4 separate regions of the Homo sapiens genome follow, and regions 2, 3 and 4 are each linked to region 1. The links are chromatin loops, found by intact Hi-C in ENCODE. Cell type or tissue: OCI-LY7. All regions are shown on one strand. Region 1 overlaps RABGAP1L (RAB GTPase activating protein 1 like). Region 2 overlaps RABGAP1L (RAB GTPase activating protein 1 like). Region 3 overlaps RABGAP1L (RAB GTPase activating protein 1 like). Region 4 has its middle 65 kb from the start of RABGAP1L-DT.

The links. Peaks named below come from ENCODE experiments on the same cell type or tissue, not always from the same donor. Only the 100,000 strongest peaks of a DNase experiment are listed, where the experiment ranks them.
Region 2: a loop joins it to region 1, with 6 times the contacts of the local background. A loop is called at or near these places in 101 of 110 quality-filtered maps.
Region 3: it touches region 1 in a loop (5-fold over the local background); 101 of 110 quality-filtered maps call a loop at or near these places.
Region 4: it touches region 1 in a loop (5-fold over the local background); 11 of 110 quality-filtered maps call a loop at or near these places.

What each region holds. Positions count from the first base shown.
Region 1 is chr1:174,743,020-174,745,519 of GRCh38, reverse strand. The region is part of intron 17 of RABGAP1L (RAB GTPase activating protein 1 like); the gene reads right to left. Among named protein-coding and RNA genes, the nearest start is that of RABGAP1L-AS1, 210 kb to the left of the region's middle. In OCI-LY7, CTCF peaks have their summits at 1,173 and 1,373 (motif pointing right); a DNase peak (open chromatin) is centred at 1,369; H3K27ac peaks cover 597 bases.
Region 2 is chr1:174,257,025-174,259,524 of GRCh38, reverse strand. All of the region lies in intron 7 of RABGAP1L (RAB GTPase activating protein 1 like), which reads right to left. Among named protein-coding and RNA genes, the nearest start is that of RABGAP1L, 99 kb to the right of the region's middle. In OCI-LY7, a CTCF peak has its summit at 1,288 (motif pointing left); a DNase peak (open chromatin) is centred at 1,244.
Region 3 is chr1:174,261,822-174,264,321 of GRCh38, reverse strand. All of the region lies in intron 7 of RABGAP1L (RAB GTPase activating protein 1 like), which reads right to left. Among named protein-coding and RNA genes, the nearest start is that of RABGAP1L, 100 kb to the right of the region's middle. In OCI-LY7, CTCF peaks have their summits at 1,253 and 1,461 (motif pointing left); DNase peaks (open chromatin) are centred at 1,341 and 1,739; H3K4me3 peaks cover 957 bases; H3K27ac peaks cover 2,310 bases.
Region 4 is chr1:174,092,729-174,095,228 of GRCh38, reverse strand. No RefSeq gene overlaps it. Among named protein-coding and RNA genes, the nearest start is that of RABGAP1L-DT, 65 kb to the left of the region's middle. In OCI-LY7, CTCF peaks have their summits at 992 and 1,259; a DNase peak (open chromatin) is centred at 1,248.

The sequences.
Region 1 (2,500 bases):
CCACTAATTCCATCTTGAGTGCCAACTCAGTGAGACTTTTGTTAGATATCTGTGATGGATTAAAGAGTCACAATTATTTGATGCTTCTCCATTGAGAGTTAAGGTCTCTGTTCTCTCATTTCAACCTGGGCAGACTATGGTACTGCTTTTACCAGTAGAATATGGTGGAAGTGATGCCATGCTAGTTTATGTGCCCAGGCCTTCAGATATTGACAGCTTTCATGTTCAGTCCCTTGGAGCACTCACTTTTCGAAGCCAGCTACCATATAAGAAGTGCAATTATACTTATACTCCCATGCTCTCTAAGGAACCAAGCAATCAAAAGAAGGCCTGGAGAACCAGATTTCATCAGTAAAGAAGAAAGACCAAGAATCACCAAAGTGGTAGATATGTGAGTAAAGAAGTCATCTGGAAGTGAATCAGGTGGTCCAGCTGATGCCAAGTGGATCAGAGATGAACCACACAGTTGAATTCCAAAATTTCTGACTCATGAGATTGTAAGAAAATAAATGATTGGTTTTAATTACTTTTTTTCACTTGGAAATAATTTCGGATTTAGAAAAACTTTGCAAAAACAGTACCAAGAAGTCCTACATATCCTTCACTCAGTTTTACCCAAACATTAACATCTTACATAACCATAGTATAATGATCAAAACCAAGAAACTATTATTTTTATCAAATGCTCCACTAATGCCCTTTTTCTGGTCCAGGATGCAATTCTGGATTATATATTGAATTTGGTTGTCATGTCTCCTTAGTCTCCTTTCATATGGGACCGTTTTCAGTGTTTATTTTTCATGACCTTGATGCTTTGGAAGAGTATTGGCCAGTTATTTTATAAAATGTCCCTCAACTCGATATGTCTACTGGTTCCTTATGATTAAATTCAGAATATGTATTTTGGGCACAAATACCACAGAAGTGATGCTGTGCCCTTCTCAGTGCATTCTATCAGGAGGTTACATAACATCACTATATGTCTCACTATAAAAATCATTGTCCTTTTAAAGCCACTCAGTTTTCGTATAGCTTGTTATATATTACAGGTAATCAAAAGAAAATCCATTTGGCTTCTCTGATAAATTTCTTGCTGCTATGATCTATAAAGCAATGCATTGTTTCAAAGAAAGTAGTGAAAGTGACAGATAATTAACACGCAAAAAGAAATAAGTTAATACTAGCTGCTCTTAAATACAGGTTCTACAGCAAGAATATTTAGAATATTAGCCAAAAATTCTTTTACTTTATTCTGCTTCTCATGTTTTAATCTCTTTGAAAGTTTAATATTTTAGGTTGGCTAATGGTGCTTGATGGAGTAACTAAATAAAAGAATGTGATGTTTGGGTTTTGTTCTGAATGTCCACTAGAGGTCAGGATTGCAGCACTGAAAATCAATCGCTTTTTTTTTTTTTTTTTTTTTTTTTTTACGTATTTCACAGACCAACATAGTAGCCTTGTATACAAATTGAGACATGCTGTTTTAAAACCCTTATGGCTAAGTCCTCCCTTATTTTTACTATTAATTTACTAACATATACCAAAAAAAAAGGATGACTCCCACCCTTCCTTTCCTCTAGCTTAATTATATATTTTCCATTTTATTATAGTTATTTGTTATACAGTTTTTTCATAAATGACTAGTGAATGAGAAAGAGTTCAAGAATGGGTAGGGATGAGAGATAAGTTTAACATGAATGCATCTGTTTAGTCATGAGTAATTTTAAAATATTTTCTTGGTTTACACTTGTTTGTACAGATTAAGTAGTAAAATATCTACAAAATCTAGAAGTCTTTATCATAGGTGACTCTGAGAAGAATTTTTTTTAAAAAAACATAGTTTTGCTATTATTTATTTATTTATTCATTTATTTTAAACTTTTATTTTAGGTTCAAAGGTATATGTTCAGGTTTGTTATGCAGGTAAACTTGTGACATAGGGGGTTTGTTGAACAAGGAAAGAAATTTTTAGAGGTTTGTGACATCTGAATTAGATAAAACTTTCAGAAACAAGGCAGGCAAAATGAGATAAGGAAATCAAATTAGAGGTTTTAACATGTGTTTCAAACTGACCCAATAGTTCAATAGATAGTTTTTTGGATAAACATAGAAATTGACGTTTTTGGTCTTGAAGCTTGAACCTTAACATTTGTTTTATCGGATTCCTTACTCAACAAAGGACCTTCAGGTCTCTCAAAAAAAAGTATGGAAGAACTGGAACTCACCAGATCACCATATCCAGATAATGAGATGAGGGCCCCTCATTCACCATAATTGCTTCCTTACCCCTCTCTAGTTCCTGTTTCTTACATATTGCTATATCTCTTCCCTGCTATATAAGTCCCTAGTTTCAGTTTGTCAGGGAGATGGATTTGAGACTGAGCTCCCATCTCATCTCGTCTGCTGCAGCCCCCAATTAAAGCCTTCTTCCTTGGCAATAATCATCATCTTAGTCATTGGCTTTCTGTGCTGTGAGCAGCAGGACCTAGACTGAACCCCT
Region 2 (2,500 bases), 490 kb after region 1:
TTTATTGATTTAGTCAAGTATTTAAAAAGAAGCAGTAGAGAGTAAGAATATGTGTTCTAGTACTAGATGTACTTAGTTAAAAAGTAATTTTATAGCCTTGGTCAAGTTATGTAACTTTTGTACCTCAGTTTCCTCAACTGAAAAATGAAGATAATAGTACCTATACCTCAGAAATACCACCTAGAACAGTGCCTGGCACTGAGAAAGTGCTAAGTAAGGAGTAAGTAGCTAAGTATAAAGCTCTGTATTCCAAGCACTATAGTAGATGCTGGGGATTCTGGGATAAACAACATAGTGCTTGTTATCAAAAGGGTCAAGACAGACAACTGCAGTATAATTTGCAAAATATCTAGATATAAACAACCCTTAAACCCTTGGATGCACACAGAAATGGCTTCTTTCATAATATATTTTTCAAAAAAAAAAACAGAATATTGGCCAGGCATGGTGGCTCACACTTGTAATCCCAGCACTTTGGGAGGCTGAGGCAAGAAGATCACTTGAAGCCAGGAGTTTGGGACCAGCCCAGACAACTAAGCGAGACCCCGTCTCTATGAAAGATAAATAAGACAACATAAAATTAGCCCAGAGTAGTGGTGGACACCTGTAGTCCCAGCTACTTGGGAGGCTGAGGCAGGAGGATAGCCTGACCCCAGGAGTTCAAGGCTGCAGTGAGCTATGATCACATCACTGCACTCCAGTCTGGGCAACACAGCGAGGTCCTGTCACCAAAAACAAACAAAAAAAAACCCAGAATGTTGATAATTTTACATAATTTAAATAATGATTTTAAAAATTTTTTAATGATAAATTTTATTTTCTCGTTCAGAAGATAAAAATTATGTAATTTGAAGGATTTTCTTTCACACCAATGCTTTTATATTACAAATTAACTTTGTCAGCAGCAGTTATTAAAGATTTGGGTCAGGCACAGTGGCTCACGCCTATAATCCCAGCACTTTGGGAAGCCAAGCACTTTAGGAAGCCAAGTCAAGATCACTTGAACTCAGGAGTTCAAGACCAGCCTGGGCAGCATAGGGAGACCCCCATCTCTCCAAAAAAAAGATGTTTAATTAGCTAAGAATGATGGCATGTGCCTGTAGTCTCAGCTCCTCAGGAGGCTGAGATGGGAGGATCGCTTGAGCCTAGGCAATGAAAGATGTAGTAAGCCATGATCACACCACTGCACTCCAGGCTGGGTGACAGAGTGAGACCCAGTCTAACAAAAAAGATTCAGAGGTGTTAAGAATTTTCTTGGTAAGGCTGCCACCTGCTGGACTACCTTAAATTCCACTGTTTACAGTCTGATTTAAACATATTAAATACCACATTTAATCCAATGAAATGCAAATGTTTCTTTTACCAATATAGAAAAATCCAAGAATTTACTAAATCTTCTGTATCACAGGTAATTTGGTCTGTTATGCTGAACAAAGTATTGTTTAGGGAAGAGTCATTCACCTGAAGAAATCTTAGTCAATTAACATTTGGATGTTTACAGAGATTATCTGACAGAATCAGTGGAAAAGGAAGCAATGAAATTTAACATGGATTCAGTAATTACTGTTGGATATATGAGTCCAAGGTTGCAAGTGTTAGATATTAGCATCAGCAAAATAGTTGTTAAAATAAAAACAATGTAATTTAGCCATTCCACAAGTATACATATCTCAAAACATGTACACAATAATACAACTCTTCTGTGTCAATTAACAAAGAAATAAAACCAATATAGCATTTATGTATTCAAAGTAACTTTAAAAACAATTGTCCTAATGTGTACAAATGTGTACTCGTGTTTTTGGTAAAATATCCAATGTTAGTAGCATATACTGATTCAAAAGGCATTTTCTCTCAACTCAGGCAGAAGTTGACATAATGTGCTCTGGAAAAAATGCCTTAAAATTATTCAAAAAGTAGTTTTAAGGATGATGAAGATATCAATATTAAAGATTATGAGAGTCTGATAAAATTGTTGTATGAATATAAGGGTGGGCAAAAAGTAACATTTCTAAGTTATTGTTTTGTGTAATATATTTAAATGTGTGTGCAAATGTTCTACCCAGTTAGCAAAGAACATATATATAATTAGGCATTCAACTATTTCACCTATATTTGTCTAGGTTTCTATATTCAAGTTGATCAAACATGGAACTTACTGAGAAAAGGAAGGATTGCATTCCTTTACATTTAGGCACAGTTCAGGCATAATATACCACTTAATCATAAAAGTCCAAGATTTTAAAATAACGCTTATTCAAAGTTAAATTAACTCAATACCTAGTACTTCTTTGTCTGTGTTGCTACAGACTTTTTAAATTGAAAGATGCTTTGTTATGCTAAAAAGGAAGTGCTCAAAAAAATGATGCAGGCATGTCATAAAGATAGGGTTCGAAGGGGCTCCAACTGGTTGATTCTAGGGCAATTTGAACACCAAAATAATCAGGTACTTCAGTCAATTATATAGTACTGGGGGGAGGAGGTGGGGTTAAATTTAGGA
Region 3 (2,500 bases), 480 kb after region 1:
GCCTTAAAAGCAGGGACATTTCATATTATAAAAGAATTAAGTTTCTTGTAGTACAGTGGAATAATGAAATAATTCACCTAAATATATAAAACTTCAAAATTTAAAAAATACCAGGGAAATAAAAAGAATGAGTAAATTTATTAAAATATGCTGAAAATTTTAAAAATCAAATATTTAAAGCACAAATACAAAATTTCACCTATAAGACATATTTAACTTTTAATTAATTGCTTAAAGTCCTACTAAAAAAAAAATAACATTTTTAAGTCTTCCTCCCTCTTCCCTTCAAATGATCCAAAGATCTTGAAAAGGGAATAAAACAACTATGCTACTATTACAAATACGGATAAAATATTAGTAACTAAACAATATTTACTAAAGAAATAAAATAATCATATCCTATTTATAGGTACTTAATACTGACCCCTGTAAACATCCCCCGGCCCCCCAAAAAAGAAAGAAAGTCATACAGAAGAGTCAAATGAAAAGGCTTTAGGAAGAATAGCAAGATGGTCTTGATTCAAATACTTGTGTTGCCAATTATAAGCTAGATCTCATAGCAAGGCAAAATAAAATGCTTTAGCTCCCTACTCCCCGTTAAAAAAAAAAAAGTAAATAAAAGATAATCTACTTTGCAGGGTTTCTTGCTTTAGTAAGAAAAAGGCTGTGCGTGGAATGGAAATAAACATACGGTAGAAATAATAGTTGTTTTTTCCTTGCCATTACTGTGACAGTAAAAAGATTATCTAAAATAACCACTTTTTTGTTTTGTTTTTCCTGGAAAAATATCAGAAACTTTATGGACTGCTTAATATCATTAGATATTAATTCAATTAGATACTGTAAGTCAGCATTTGATTAGGACAGAAAACACAGTAATTTAAACAGGGAAAATTTACTATAAAGAATTATTAACTGTCATAGTAGAGTAACTACAAAGAGAATTTAACCCTAAAGCTAAGGGAGAGTACCACAAGAAGAACTAACGTGGAAGTTGGGTCCTTTCACCAAAGGTGGTATTCAGACCTCACTGGAGAAGGCAGGATTACAGCCCAATGAATAGCAAAGAAGTTTGTTGGACTGCCCAGGCAAAGCTAGACCACAGGCACGCAGGAAACCCTCTGGGCTGCAGCCAGCAAAGGCTGGCAGGCAGGTGGGCAAAGGAAATCAGGGCTTCCAGAGTCAGCTCACTGGCAGGGTGGTACGAGGCCTGGGGCACACAGTGTCTGTGTCAGGAAGGCTGTAGGAGGGCCTCACTGAGACAGAACCAAAGCTATGAGCTCACGGAGGGACTGCATGTGAGTGCACAGCTGGGTTGAACCAAACATCAGCAAAAGCACAGCATCACTGGATGTCCCTGGATCTTACAATAAGCAAGAGCAAGAAAACAATAAATGTAACACATCAGAAACAAAAGAAACCCCATCTTCCTGCAGTGTCCCTGCAACACCCTCTACTGGCATAATTTAATATTGTGCTTGCTGCAAAGAAGAAATGTTTAAAGCTCCATTAATGCAGATCAGCTAAGAGGACAGATTTGGAGCCAAGGGGCAATAACCTGGTAACTGGATAGGATATGGTTAAAATACCCAATCTCTTCTAATTAGCAGCCAGGCTACATATCCAAATTTCTTAAACCAATAAATTAAATGTTTATATTATAGAAGTATACTGTGATTTATAAAAGGATTCAAAAAGAGCTGCAATAGAGGTCTGCAAATTGTACCAATGCCAGTTTCCTAGCTGTGATACTGTACTATGGTTATGTAAGATGTTACCATAGGGGGAAATGGGGAAGCACACATAGAGCATCTCTATACTATTATTGCAATTTCCTGTGCATCTACAATTACTTCAAACTGGAATTTTTTTTAATGAGCTCCAAAACATCTAGAATCAATCAACTTATGAGAACACATTACAGACAACAATATATGTTTTCATTGCTCATATTTTAAAAGTATTTCTTAAAATACAATGCTAAAAACGTAATAGTACTACATCCACATTTAATACTTAAACCATGATGCCGCCTCTCCCCACTGGGTGCCAACAGAAGCCAGCAATGAAAAGATGCTGAAAATTCTGTCCTGATTACAAGTTTCAGTTCAAAGGCTGAGAGTCAGATAGAAGCTTCCAGTTATCCACTCCCCAAATTATTCACCTGAAAATGCCAATAGCTTTCTATCAATTGTCACATGAAATCATTAACAGAGAATAATGAAAGTACTTTTGTATAAGTAAGTAATACCTGTTTTCCTATGGAAAAAGAGAGTTATCCTTCTACTGCCTTAAAAGAAAACACAAAAAGGACAAGTGAGTAAGCTCACAGGGTAGCTTTTAAAATGTTATGCAGAATATGGGTCATCCCACTAATCTATTCCCATTTTCAGGAAAGGGAGGAATGATATCCTCTAAGAGAAATTATTATAACATCTAAAATTCTTTATTTTGCTGTAAAAGTTCATAAACGTACTAATTCACATAAGAGAATAAAACA
Region 4 (2,500 bases), 650 kb after region 1:
AAATTTTTGTAAGAAAAATAAATTTTAAGAAATAAATCTTGGCTGGGAGCGGTGGCTCATGCCTGTAATCCCAGCACTTTGGAAGACCAAGGTGGGAGGATCACTTGAGCTCACGAGTTCAAGACCAGTCTAGGCAACATGGTGAAACCTCGTCTCTAATAAAAGTACAAAAAAAAAAAACCTAACTGGGCGTGGTGGCCCACACCTGTCATCCCAGCTACTCAGGGTGCTGAGGTGGAAGGATCGCTTGGGGCAGAGAGGTCGAGGATGCAGTGAGCCAAGATTATGCCACTGCACTCCAACCCAGGCAACTGGAGTGAGACCCCATCTCTAAATAAATAAATAAATAAATCTTGAGTATCTTCAACTAAGAAATCAGAATAAGAATTCCAAATGAAGGCCAGGTGCAGTGCTCATGCCTGTAAACCCAGCACTTTGGGAGGCTGAGGCAGGCAGATCACCTGAGGTCAGGAGTTCGAGACCAGCCTGGCCAACTTGGCAAAACCCTGTCTGTACTAAAAATACAAAAATTAGCCAGGCGTGGTGGCAGGCACCTGTAATCCCAGCTACTTAGGAGGCTGAGGCAGGAGAATCACTTGAACCTGGGAGGCAGAGGATGCAGTAAGCTGAGATCACGCTATTGCACTCCAACCTGGGAGACAGAACGAGACTCCATTTCAAAAAAAAAAAAAAGGAATTCCAAATGAGTAAGTTGTGCTATAAAATATGCACAATGGACATTAAAGCCTATTAAGTGTTATTTATTCAATTAACAGATACTTATTAAGTATTTTTACTATGTACTAAGCAATGGAAATGCAACAGTGAACAAGACTGTTTATTCCACTCGAGGGAAATAAAGACAATTCAATAAGTAATTATGGGTCGGGTGCGGTGGCTCACTCCTGTAATTCCAGTACTTCGGGAGGCTGAGGCAAGCGGATCACCTGAGGTCAGGAGTTTGAGATCAGCCTGTCCAACATGGTGAAACCCCATCTCTACTAAAAATACAAAAATTAGCCAGGCGTGGTGGCAAGTGCCTGTAATCCCAGCTACTCGGGAAGCTGAGGCAGGAAAATCACTTGAACCTGGGAGGTGAAGGTTGCAGTGAGCCGAGATGGTGCCACTGCACTCCAGCCTGGGTGACAGAATGAGACTCTGTCTCTCAAAAAAAAAAAAAAAAAAAAGTAATTATGATCAAGTGTGTGCTATGAAGCATATAGTGGAGGTCGAGGGCCACCCAGAGGAAGTGCAATGTTAAAACGAGGCTAGAAATTAGCCAGGCAAACAAGAGCAGGGAAGAGAATATTCTAGACAAAGTGAGGAGCCTCAAAAGAGAGAGCATTTGAAAAATGGAAATGTGTTCAGTGGGCCTGGAGCTTTGAGATCAGGCTACCAAGGTCGTCAGGGGCTGGATCATGACTGTAAGCCATACTAAGGGCTTTGGTTTTTATCATAAAGGTAAGGCAAGGGATAGATATTATGGAAGAGTTGATCAGGAAAAAGATGATCAGATCTGAGCTTCAGAAAATACTTTTTTTTTTTTTTTTTTGAGACAGGGTCTCCTTTTGGTCACCCAGGCTGGAGTGCAGTGGCACCATCACGGCTCACTGCAGCCTCGAACCCCCCCCAGGCTCAAGCAATCCTCCCACCTCAGCCTCCTGAGTATCTGGGACCACAGACTTGCACCACCATGCCCAGCTAGTTTTTGTTTGTTTGTTTGTTTGTTTGTTTGTTTTTTGTAGAGACAAGAGTTTCGCCATGTTGCCTAGGCTGGTCTCAAACTCCTGGGCTCAAGTGAGCCAGCTGCCTGGGCCTCCCAAAGTGCTGGGATTACAAGCATGAGCCATCATGCCCAACCATATTTTTTCTATATAGGAAATGGATTAGACTGTAGTAGATAAGTGGGTGGATTCATAAGATGTTTGCAAAAAAAGATAGGAAATCAAATCAACAGGATATGGTGAGTGACTGGAAACAGCAGGTAAGGGAGAGGAGAAGTTAAGAGCAACTTCTAAGTTTCTAGCAGGGGCTGTGAGGTGGATAATGGTGCTGTTACTGAGAAGGGATATCTTGCAGGAGGACCAGGTTTAAGGGAAGGGCTAAGTTTGGAATATTTTGAGTTTGAGGAAGCTAGGAATCATTCAAGTAGACAACTAGTTATATGAATCTGAAGCTAAGGGACAATATCTTTCTCAGTATACAGGTCTTGGAGTTAAAAACAATTGTCAAAAAGATTAGCCTAAGAATGTTCATAGAAGCTTTATTCACAAAAACCAAAAACTGGAAACAATCCAAATGTTCAATGGGAGAATGAATATACATACTGTGGTACATTTGTATTATGGAATACTACTCTGTAATAAAATAATAAACTATTGATATATATATATAATACAATAGGTGACTTCAAAACAACATCATATTAAGGAAAAAAAGCCAGAAAACACTACATATTTTATTATTCTATTTGTGTGAAGATTAAGACTAGTAAAACTAG